2 separate regions of the Mus musculus genome follow, and region 1 is linked to region 2. Evidence: chromatin loops called from intact Hi-C (ENCODE). Cell type or tissue: heart. All regions are shown on one strand.

The links. Peaks named below come from ENCODE experiments on the same cell type or tissue, not always from the same donor. Only the 100,000 strongest peaks of a DNase experiment are listed, where the experiment ranks them.
Region 1: it touches region 2 in a loop (2.7-fold over the local background); 2 of 42 quality-filtered maps call a loop at or near these places.

The regions. Positions count from the first base shown.
Region 1 is chr7:43,441,486-43,446,485 of GRCm38, forward strand. Cldnd2 (claudin domain containing 2) reads left to right here. Exons shown (of 5, transcript NM_028849.1): 2 at 148-329; 3 at 681-821; 4 at 1,366-1,485; 5 at 1,732-1,835. The coding sequence starts at 161. The coding sequence ends at 1,805. It overlaps Etfb (electron transferring flavoprotein, beta polypeptide), which reads left to right and starts at 2,587. Exons shown (of 6, transcript NM_026695.3): 1 at 2,587-2,719. The coding sequence starts at 2,663. In heart, no CTCF peak of the experiment used is centred here; DNase peaks (open chromatin) are centred at 350, 1,417, 2,076 and 2,576; H3K4me3 peaks cover 2,731 bases; H3K27ac peaks cover 3,030 bases.
Region 2 is chr7:43,582,547-43,587,546 of GRCm38, forward strand. Zfp719 (zinc finger protein 719) reads left to right here. Exons shown (of 4, transcript NM_172482.1): 2 at 1,522-1,750; 3 at 3,808-3,934. The coding sequence starts at 1,613. Among named protein-coding and RNA genes, the nearest start is that of Zfp719, 5.5 kb to the left of the region's middle. In heart, a CTCF peak has its summit at 2,435 (motif pointing right); no DNase peak of the experiment used is centred here.

The sequences.
Region 1 (5,000 bases), 140 kb before region 2:
CCCAGGCAAGTGGCTGCTGTTGGGGACGTTGAGGTTGCCAGGCAAGAGTGCTTGGGGGGCGGGGGGTGGGGGGGAGGCCTTCTGGCGTGGAAGAGCTTCCTCCTAACGAGAGGTGTGAGCCAGTCGTACCTGTGATGTCCTTGGCAGCTGCCTCCTTGGCATGGGGGTGAAGAAGAGCCTTCAGACTGGAGGGAATTTACTTAATCTCTTGAGCAGCATCCTCACAGTACTGTCTACTACCACCAACTACTGGACCCGACAGCAAGGGGGGCACAGTGGCCTATGGCAGGAGTGTACCCATGGCAAATGCTCCAACATCCCCTGCCAGAGTGAGACCTTCACCTGCCTCTATATCAGACCACACTCCAGAGCCCACCCCTACCCCTAGCTCCAGATGGGCCTTCCATACCAGGCGCAGACCCAGATGTCCTTTACCCAAAGGCTCTTTCTCCCCAGGCCTGCCTTGCTGTCCTCTCCCTACCAAGTCCTCCGTTCCCATAGGAACACCTGTTTCCAAAATGCAGTCAGATGAGCTCTAGATACTCATGGTGTGTGTGTGTGTGTGTGTGTGTGTGTGTGTGTGTGTGTGTGTGTGTGTAGGGGTGAGGATGGCCAGAAGAGCCCAGGGATGTTCTTTCATGGCACCAAGGCGTCTAGCTGATGCTACCCTGTCTCTCCAGACACCGTGGCAGTGTCCGCAGCGTGCATGGTGTTGGCAGCAACCTTCAGTATTGTAGCTTTGGGGATCGGGATAAGGATTCAGTGTCGAGAGGCAGAGTCACGACGTAGCCAGAATACCATTGTCTTACTTTTCCTCAGCGGTGAGAAGGCAGTCACCCCTATGTAGGAGGGGTGGTGGTGGTGCTGGTGGTGGTGGCAATTCTGAAGGAGTTGGGCCGAGAGAGTTTGACTGCCATGGTTAGAAATGGGAGGGGCCAGGGGGCAGCTGACAGTGGGGATGTTTCTGACTCTTTTCTTCTGCTCTTGGGACTCTTCGCCTCCTGTTGCGTTCTCTTGCCCATCCTCCGTGGGCTTTTGCCTTGTCTCCTTGTATCTCTTTTTGTCCTGTTTGACTGTCCTCTCTTGGAGACCTACTCTACTCTGAAGAGGAGGAAGTGTGGGAGGGGAGATGAGGGAAGCTGGGAGACGTTGAGGGAGAGGAAACTGTGGTCGGGATAGATTGTATAAAGGAAGAATCTATTTTTAATAAAAAAAGAAAAGAGGAGGAGCAAGAAGCCCACGAAGGTGAAGCCAAAGGGAAGCTGGGCGTGGTTTGATAAGTCAGAGACAAGGGCAGTTCTGAGGGGTGGGCTTGGGTGCAGCTTCTACCTGGCCACGCTCACCTGACGGGTGGGCGTGGCCCAGGGTTGCTGCTGCTGATTGCCTTGGCCGTATACACTTCAAAGAATGCCTGGAAGCCAGAAGTCTTCTTCTCCTGGTCCTACTTTTTCGGATGGTTGGCTTTACCCTTCTTGTTTATTGCGGGTAACCAGCACGAGGGGAAGAGGGTGGAGACTACCCCTCTAGAGGACTCCCCTCCCCAGAAACTTCCCAGTCACCTATTCTTCCTAGCAAAGTCCACAATAACTTCCAGTGACTTCCCCGCCCCTGCACTCCAAGACACCCGATGGAAACGCCCTTGGAACCCCCATCCCTAGCTCCCAGGCAGGCCAGATCATCCGCCCCATAGCCCACCTTCCTTCCCCGGGCTCTGTACTCCCTTCCTGCCAGGCTTCTGCTTTCTGCTTGCCGACATGATCTTGCAGAGCACCGAAGCCATCAGCGGATTCCCGGTATGCCTATGAATGCGGCCTGCCTGGGGCAGAATAAAGGAATGGCTTTTAGCCTCGCCCCTGCGTGCTTTTCTGCGGAACGTAGAGACAGAAGCTTGGAGACTACAGAGACACGGATAAAGTGGCTTGTAGAGAGTTAAGGAGGTCAGAAGGAATGTGGGAGGGTAGGAACGGAGACTTGAACCCTGTAACGAGGTGTGTACCCTGGGGATTTGCAGATGCGGAAGCAGGGAGAGGGTGTAGGGACAAGCTGACACCGGGTAGTCCTAGCGGATGTAGGCGTAGAAGAAGGGGCGGGGACGAGCGCACCCGGGGAATGCACGGGGAGAGAATATGGGACTCGGGAGAGTCATAAAGCACGCAGTCGCGGGAGGAGGTGGGGATGAGCGGACACGGGAAAATCACAAGGAAGTAAAGTGTAGACGCAAGGATAAGGAGGGAATCTGCAGAAAGAATGCGGCGGCAAGCAAGTGAAGGAAGGCCTTGGGGGCGTAGGAAAAAAGGCACAGGGTGCGCGTGGGAACACAGACATGGGGGCTTGGAGTGCTGAGAAAGGAGGGATCTAGAAGTGAATTGCAGATCTGGGGACAACAGGAGTTACGAGGAGAGCATTAGGATAAATAAGCCCTCAGCAAACTTCACTCCTAGGAATGCCCTTTCCCCTACTTCTGTGCAACGCCCCCTCCACCCAGCGGTCCGCCGTGGACCCCGCCTCTCCCTGAATTCCGCTTCCTATTGGCTTTTTCTGAGTTGTGCGACGGTTGATTGGTCGGTGTTGCGGCGCGCAGGCGCAGAGACAGATACGGGGCGGAGTGTGTGACTATCTGGATTAGGAGCAACCTGACCCGGCCAGTGACTGCTGCAGGAAGATGGCGGAGCTGCGCGCGCTCGTGGCTGTCAAGAGGGTCATCGACTTCGCTGTGAAGGTGACTTTCCCCACCCCGACTAGGTCCCAGCACCCTGAGACCGCAGCTATGAACGTCCAAGAGCAGGAGCGTGCCCCACATAAGAGAACCTTTCAAAAGTCAATTTCTATTGCCCTTTGACCCGACGTCAGTCATACTTGGAGCAAAAATCAAGGGCTGTGAGATTTTGACAATCAGATCCTTCTGAGGTGACGACCCTTTTCCCCTCTCTCTCAGTCCCTTGATAACTGTGGGCTGGAGGAGTCATGGTCCCTATTTAACACGTGGAGAAACTGAGGCACAAAACTGGCACTTAGCAAGAGAGAATCAGAATAGAGAATTCTATGTGGGGCCTGCGGTTTCATCACTCATTACCTTGCAGGCTGCACTGTCTGCTCTAAATGTACAGCCACATGGAGAGCCATCTGGTTCCATGGGACTCAGAAAGCGCCTCACCCATATAGCCATGGGATGCTTGTCGACAGTTTTTTATTTAGGAAGGGAAGGAGACCTGTGCTTGCTGGAGAAGCAAGTTCAAAGGAGCCAGCTTAACTAAGACTTTGGAGTGTCCGTGAGCAGTCTGAGGGCAGCACCCCTGAGGCCCTGGGTTCTCCTCAGAGAGAAGCTGCTGTAGCCAGCATTGAATCAGACTGGGTTCCCAGGCCAGTCTCTCAATGCTTAGCCTAATCTGTACTGAAAAAAAGATGGTGGCAATTCATGTTTGTCTGTCCCCATTGTCCTGTGATCCCCCTTTGTGTCCTTCAAATTTCCTAGCATAAGGAAGATGCACCCAAGAGACCCTCTGAGATAGGTAAAAACGGGCTATATCATTTAATACCACCATCTACGTACCGCAGTTGAGGAATGAGACAAGAAGGATTCAGGAGACAGACTCAGACTTAATGTCCATGACCCAGACAGCACACATGGAAGTCGGCACAAAGCACCAGCAGATATAATTCCTGTACAGAGATTGATCCCTTTGTACAGCTTCTGTACTCTCAATCGAACAGGGTGGTTGAGGAAACCCAGGCCCGTGGAGGCCCTGTTACTTGCCAGATGCCTGCCCCCTGCCCCCAAGCTGGGTAAGCAGCAAGAATCAGGAGTCTGGGCAAGTCTGACTCTCTGCCTGTTTGCTAGAGAGAAAACGGGTTGGCTTGAGGTGGCTTCTAACAGCCTGTGACAGAGATGGTGCTTCCAGGTTTATTGAGATACATGTGGGTTTGTGGGCAACTCAACCACCATTAATTTGTTTGTTTATTTATTTATTTATTTGGGTGTGTGTGTGTTGATGGGAATTAAGCCCATGACCTTCCAAGTGCTAGGCCAGACCAGCACCACTGAGCTATAGCTCCAGTCTTTTTCCATTTTATTTTTAAAATTATTATTATTATTGACAAGGTATTTTTATTATAATTTAAATTTCTAAAATGATTTATTATTTATTTTTATTTTATGTGCATGGATGTTTTGCTTGCATGCATGCATGCGTGAAGGTGTCCAATACCCTGGGGCTAGTGTTTACAGACAGTTGTGAGCTACGATGTCCATAGCATAGGTCCCCTGGAAGTGCTCTTACCCACTGAGCCATCTCTCCAGTCTCCTCTAATTAGGCCTATGTGTGTGGATATGCACATAGAAGAAGTATAGGTGCCCCTGCAAGCTGGAGTAGAGCATTAGCAAACCCTGAAGCCAGTTATAGGTAATCGTGAGCTGCCTGATGGGTGTGTCAGGAACTGAACCTGGGTCCTTTAAAAGAGCACCAAGTGTTCTTAACTACTGAACTATCTCCCCAGCCCCTAGAGACAGTCTTATTTAGTCCAGGTTGGCCTGGAACTCACTAAGAGGTCGAGGATAGCCTTGAACTCCTGATCCTCCTGCCTCTACATCCTGAGTGATGGGATTACAGCTGTCTACTATCACTCCTGGGTCTCTACATCTTATTCTGAGGCGTTTAATTGCCCAGGCTGGCCTCAGACTCTACATCCTCAACCTCTCAACTGGCTTTGATGCTGGGCCTGCAACCCCGTACCCAGTACCCTCACCACCTTGAATGAACTCTAATCCCAGCGCCTCCTAGTGCAAAGCTTGGCCCATGGTCAGCTAGGCTGTGTTCCAGTATGAACCGAGAGCTTAAAGGTGAATACGGCATGGTGTCCTCTTTTCTTAGGGTCATGGCACTTCCCTCTCACACTGTGCAAGCTTCCTACTTCACATCCAGTGTCTGATGATACCCTCTTTGAGAAAGGCAGTGAGTCAGACCTTGCTACCCTGACTCCTGATACCATCTTTTCATCATCTG
Region 2 (5,000 bases):
CCCGAAGACAAGCTCAGCTGCTCAGCAGGTTGTGGCTTCTTGCCAGGAAGCTGCAGATGTGGCAGGACAATAGACTTCAGGCCAAGTGACCCTACCTCAAAAAAGGAAAGCAGCATCAATAATTGCTTCCAGCCTGGACTCTGTCATTTGGACCCTTGTGTTGAGAGTTATTTGGGGTTATGTGGAAACTAAGAAATTAAACACGCTAGGGAAAATTTGTGTCAGTCATAATTTCAGGATCCTGCAGCGTGCCAGTCACTGGGAGGTAGTTTGTAACCTGGCACTCCTGTATTGTCTTTAGAGGTCACTGAAAATCATTGATCTGAGTGACTACATCCAGTGTAGAGGGGTGACTCATTATAGACAAGGAAGACATGCATAGTCGGCCAGAGGGATGGTCATACCTGTAATCCTTACACTGTCTTGATAGGCGGACGGAGCAGTGGCACTATGACCTCGAGGCCATCCTGGAGTTTATAATGAGTTCTCTGTCAGCCTGTGCTACAGAATAACAAAATAAAATGGACAGAATAAGAAGGAGGACTGGTGAGATGGCTCAGCAGTTAAGAGCTCCGACTGCTCTTCCTAAGGTCCTGAGTTCAAATCCCAGCAACCACATGGTGGCTCACAACCATCTGTAATGAGATCTGACGCCCTCTTCTGGTGTGTCTGAAGACAGCTATAGTGAAATAAATAAATAATTAATTAAAAAACAGCCGGGCATTGGTGGCTCACGCCTTTAATCCCAGCACTCGGGAGGCAGAGGCACGCGGATTTCTGGGTTCGAGGCCAGCCTGGTCTACAGAGTGAGTTCCAGGACAGCCAGGGCTACACAGAGAAACCCTGTCTCAAAAAAAAAAAAAAAAAAAAAAAAAAAAAAGGAGGAAAGGGTAGGATTACAGACCAGAAGTCCTTGTGTATATACCTCATCTTTTCTGATCAAGAAGGGAATTGTGGTGGTGAGTGAGTTACAGAGATATGTTAGAAGAGATGGGCTGTGAGGTACATTAGTAAGTTTGAACAGTGCCTAGAAACAAATAAAAACTTGAACTGGGACAGTGTGTCATTTCGTATAAGTCAGATATATACTATACTGATCCTCTCTCTTTCATTTGATGACCTTAGATCATATTAAAACACCAGGTATAGTAGCCTTTGCCATACAGCTGAAAAGATTGTCCGGAAAATAAGCTAAGAGCTAGCTAATTTTTTTTTTTTTTTTTGATTCATACTTTTGACCTGGTAATCAGAAGCTAGGGGCTGATGAGCCTTATCCTGCATCAAATTCCCAATGCCAGTGACCAATACCTGCATCCTTGTTTTATGTCACCTTGCTTAATACCTTCCTGTTGTCACGGTTAAGAGGTAGAAGGGAGAGTTGGACATTTCTGGGCTTTGTCTGCTCTGCAGTGTCTACAGGATGATCTTCAGATAGAACTTTCAACTCTTCATGGGCTAATAAATTTTGAGTGAGTGATAATATGGTCATTGACTTTCCAGGGCTTTCTGATATCTTTGCAGACCTCTGGGTGAGGCTAAGCCATTCATGCCGCCAATTTTCTCAACATAACCAAGTTGGCCTCTGCCCCACAACTCTACAAGAATCGTCCACATGCTGACCTATCTTCAGAATCCTGAGAAAATTAGAGAGAGACCAAGAGTAGAAACCACAGAGGACATGCCTACTGATATGAATTTCTGCCAGATGCCCCAGCAGTTGGGAGCAGAGGAGCAGGATGGATTGTGTGAGGTGAGGAGAGATGCTCCAAGTTCAACTTTTCCTCGCTAGATTGTAGACACTGGAAGCAGAAGATGGGACTCCTTTTCCTAAGACAACCTTGATTCTCCAGCTAAGAGTGAAATGCAGAGGGCTGAAACCCCAGCCTTTCCTCATCTTTTCATGACACATTCATTGTGCTGCTTTTTAGATTTAGATTTATCTCCCCGTCTATGACTCCCTGGGGAATCCTGTTCCTATTCAGCCCAAAGGACTGGCAGGACAAAAAAGTAGGTGCATCCAAGTCTAGCTTAGTGAAGCAGAGACTTTGTGTGTATATATTAATTATCGTAACAACTGTGAAGTACAACCCTCAGGGGCACGGGGATCTCGAGCAGCTGCATCACCCGTCCCTGTGACAGCCTTCCCCAGCTGTGTGTCCCCTTACACATTTATGTAACATGAAAGATTGGCCTCTAGAACCTCTCCTCCCTCCCTCCAAAAGGGAATGGTTCAGTGCCAAGGTAACAGCTACACAGCATTCTCTTTACCACACACGCAGACAAGTCCCTGAGTCTTTTGGCTTTCTCGCCCAGCTCATAGATACACATTGGCTCCTCAGAGCTGAGTATCTTAATTTAATATATGTTTTTTTATGTGTAGGATGTTTTGCCTGCTTGTATAGCCGTGTACCGAGTGCATACAGTTCTCACAGAGGCCAGAAGAGGGCATCGAATCCCCTGGAACTGGAATTAATAGCCAGTTGTGAACTGCCATGTGGGTGTTGGGAATTGAACCCAGATCTCTGAAAGCCAGTGCTCTTCACTGAACCCTCTCTTTAGTTTTAAGCTGAGTATCTTAAAGTAATAATTTAGATATGTTAGGCTAAATAAAATATGCTATTAAGTTGGTTTCATCTGAGTATAATATGACTGCTAGAAATTTTGAGATGACTTTGTGACTCCCATTGTATTCGCTTTGGAGATCTCTGCTCTAGAGAATGATCGTACTCCAATTTTATTTTATTCTTGCAGTATGCTTCACAGTGATGACAGGCCTGCACTGTCGTATCCTGCCAGGTTCACATCATGCTGGTCATCTCACTGGCTTCAGGTGTCATCATCCCAAAGTCCTACCTTTGTGGAGACTGGGCAGTGCTTCTCTTGTGTAGTTTAGCAGCCATTTTCAAAGAGGGAAGTGCTATAGTAGTAACTGCCCTTCAGAAGGCTGCATCCATGTCTTAGGTGCTTCTAAAGGCAGATCCCTTTACCATCACATTGAGTGGCACACGTTGGATGCTATAAGACCAGCCTTTTACATTTGAAGATCTTCATGTCCCTGCAATTAATTACTTAAGTGACAGTCCGTAGCTCAAAGTTGAAAACTCCACATCCCCTTCACCCACCGCCCTTCACCCTCCACCCACCACCCTTCACCCTCCTTGTGATTGGGATGACAGCTAGTTTGTAGACGTTATGGCTGTCACTGTCCCCTCCTACTCAGAACTCTCTGCCACTCCCTAAGCATGGCTTTCCCTACTGTCCACCTCCATCCTAGTTCCTCCATCCTAGAGTATGCTCGTCCACATCCCAATTCAAACGCCACACTTCCCGTCTAAGGGGCTGTACTCTCATTATCATGACAGCCATTCCCAGGTGTGTGCCTACCTTGCTCTTCCCAACAACTTGCTTTGTATATATTTCTAAAAATATTCTTTATAGCCCCATATGGGTCTTTATATTGCTATTTGGCAAGCCTGAGTGTCTTTCAGAGTAAAAACTCATATAGTGTTGAATCCCAGGGACCCAGCCCAGCTATAGACAAGAATAATGTGGCTTAATAAATTGTCATGCTGTTTAATCTTGGATAGAGAATGAAAAAGGATCCATTTCTGGCCTCCTGGTATGGGGATGATAGTGTTTAATAGATGGCAAGTTATTTTTTTATATATTGTTTTCATCTATGTCCCAAAATACAGTGGGGAAATAGGTGTTTTGTAGAAAGCTTAAAGCATAATATAAGGGGTGAGGGTAACTGAAAACACGTGTTCTGCTTGTCAATGTTAATTTACAATGATTATATTATTACAGAGATTGGTGTCCTTTGATGATGTGACTGTGGACTTCAGCCAGGAGGAGTGGCAGCACCTGGACTCCGCCCAGAGACGCCTGTACCAGGACGTGATGCTGGAGATCTACAGCCACCTCTTGTCAGTGGGTGAGCATGGCTGGCCTGGGGAGCTAAGATCTGGGCCTACTTTCCTTATTTCTCTTTTCCAAACATGGTGGAATATCAAGTCTTTTATGAATTTTTTTCCTTCTTTTGTCTTGATGTTTCACTCCTTTTTGGTTATTTTCATGTGTTGCTTTGTGCTGCCAATAATGAGTTTGACTCAAGGAGCTGTAAGACTGATTTCCCAAGGTTTTTTGTTTTTGTTTTTGTTTTTGTTTTTTTTTCCGAGACAGGGTTTCTCTGTGTAGCCCTGGCTGTCCTGGAACTCACTCTGTAGACCAGGCTGACCTCGAACTCAGAAATCCACCTGCCTCTGCCTCCCAAGTGCTGGGATTGAAGGCGTGTGCCACCGCTGCCTGGCGATTTCCCAAGTTTTATTTTGACTTCTACATACATGCCATGGTATGTATAACACATGCGAGTGCATATATATACTCACACACACACACACATATCCATAATAAATGTGGCGTGTATGTGTATTAAGGTTTCTTGTGTCCATATACCATATGTATGCAGTGCCTGTGGAGACCAGAAGAAGGCATCAGATTCCTTTGAACTGTAGTTACAGTTTAGCTGCCATGTGGATGCTGGGAACCAAATCTAAGTCATCAGCAAGAGCAACAAATGGTCTTTTTTTTTTTTAATTTCTTCTTCTCTCCTATATTACATCCCTACTATAGTCCCCCCTTTCTTCCCTCCCCACCCTCCCGTCCTCCCACCTCCTTAGTTTATCTTAGTTTGTGTTTTATTGCTGTGAAGAGACATCATGACTACAGCAACTCTTTTAAAGGACAACATTTAATTTGGGGCTGGCTTACAGTTTCAGGTTTAGTCCATGATCATCAAGCCAGGAAGCATGACAATATGCAGGCAGACACGGTGCTGGAGGAGCCAAGAGTTCTACATCTTGATCAGAAGACAGCAAGTAGGGGCCATCTTCCTCAGGCAGCCAGGAAAAGACTAGATTCCACACTGGGCAGAGCCTGAGCATAGGAGACCTCAAAGCCCACCTACACAGTTACTCACTTTGTCCAACAAGACCACACCT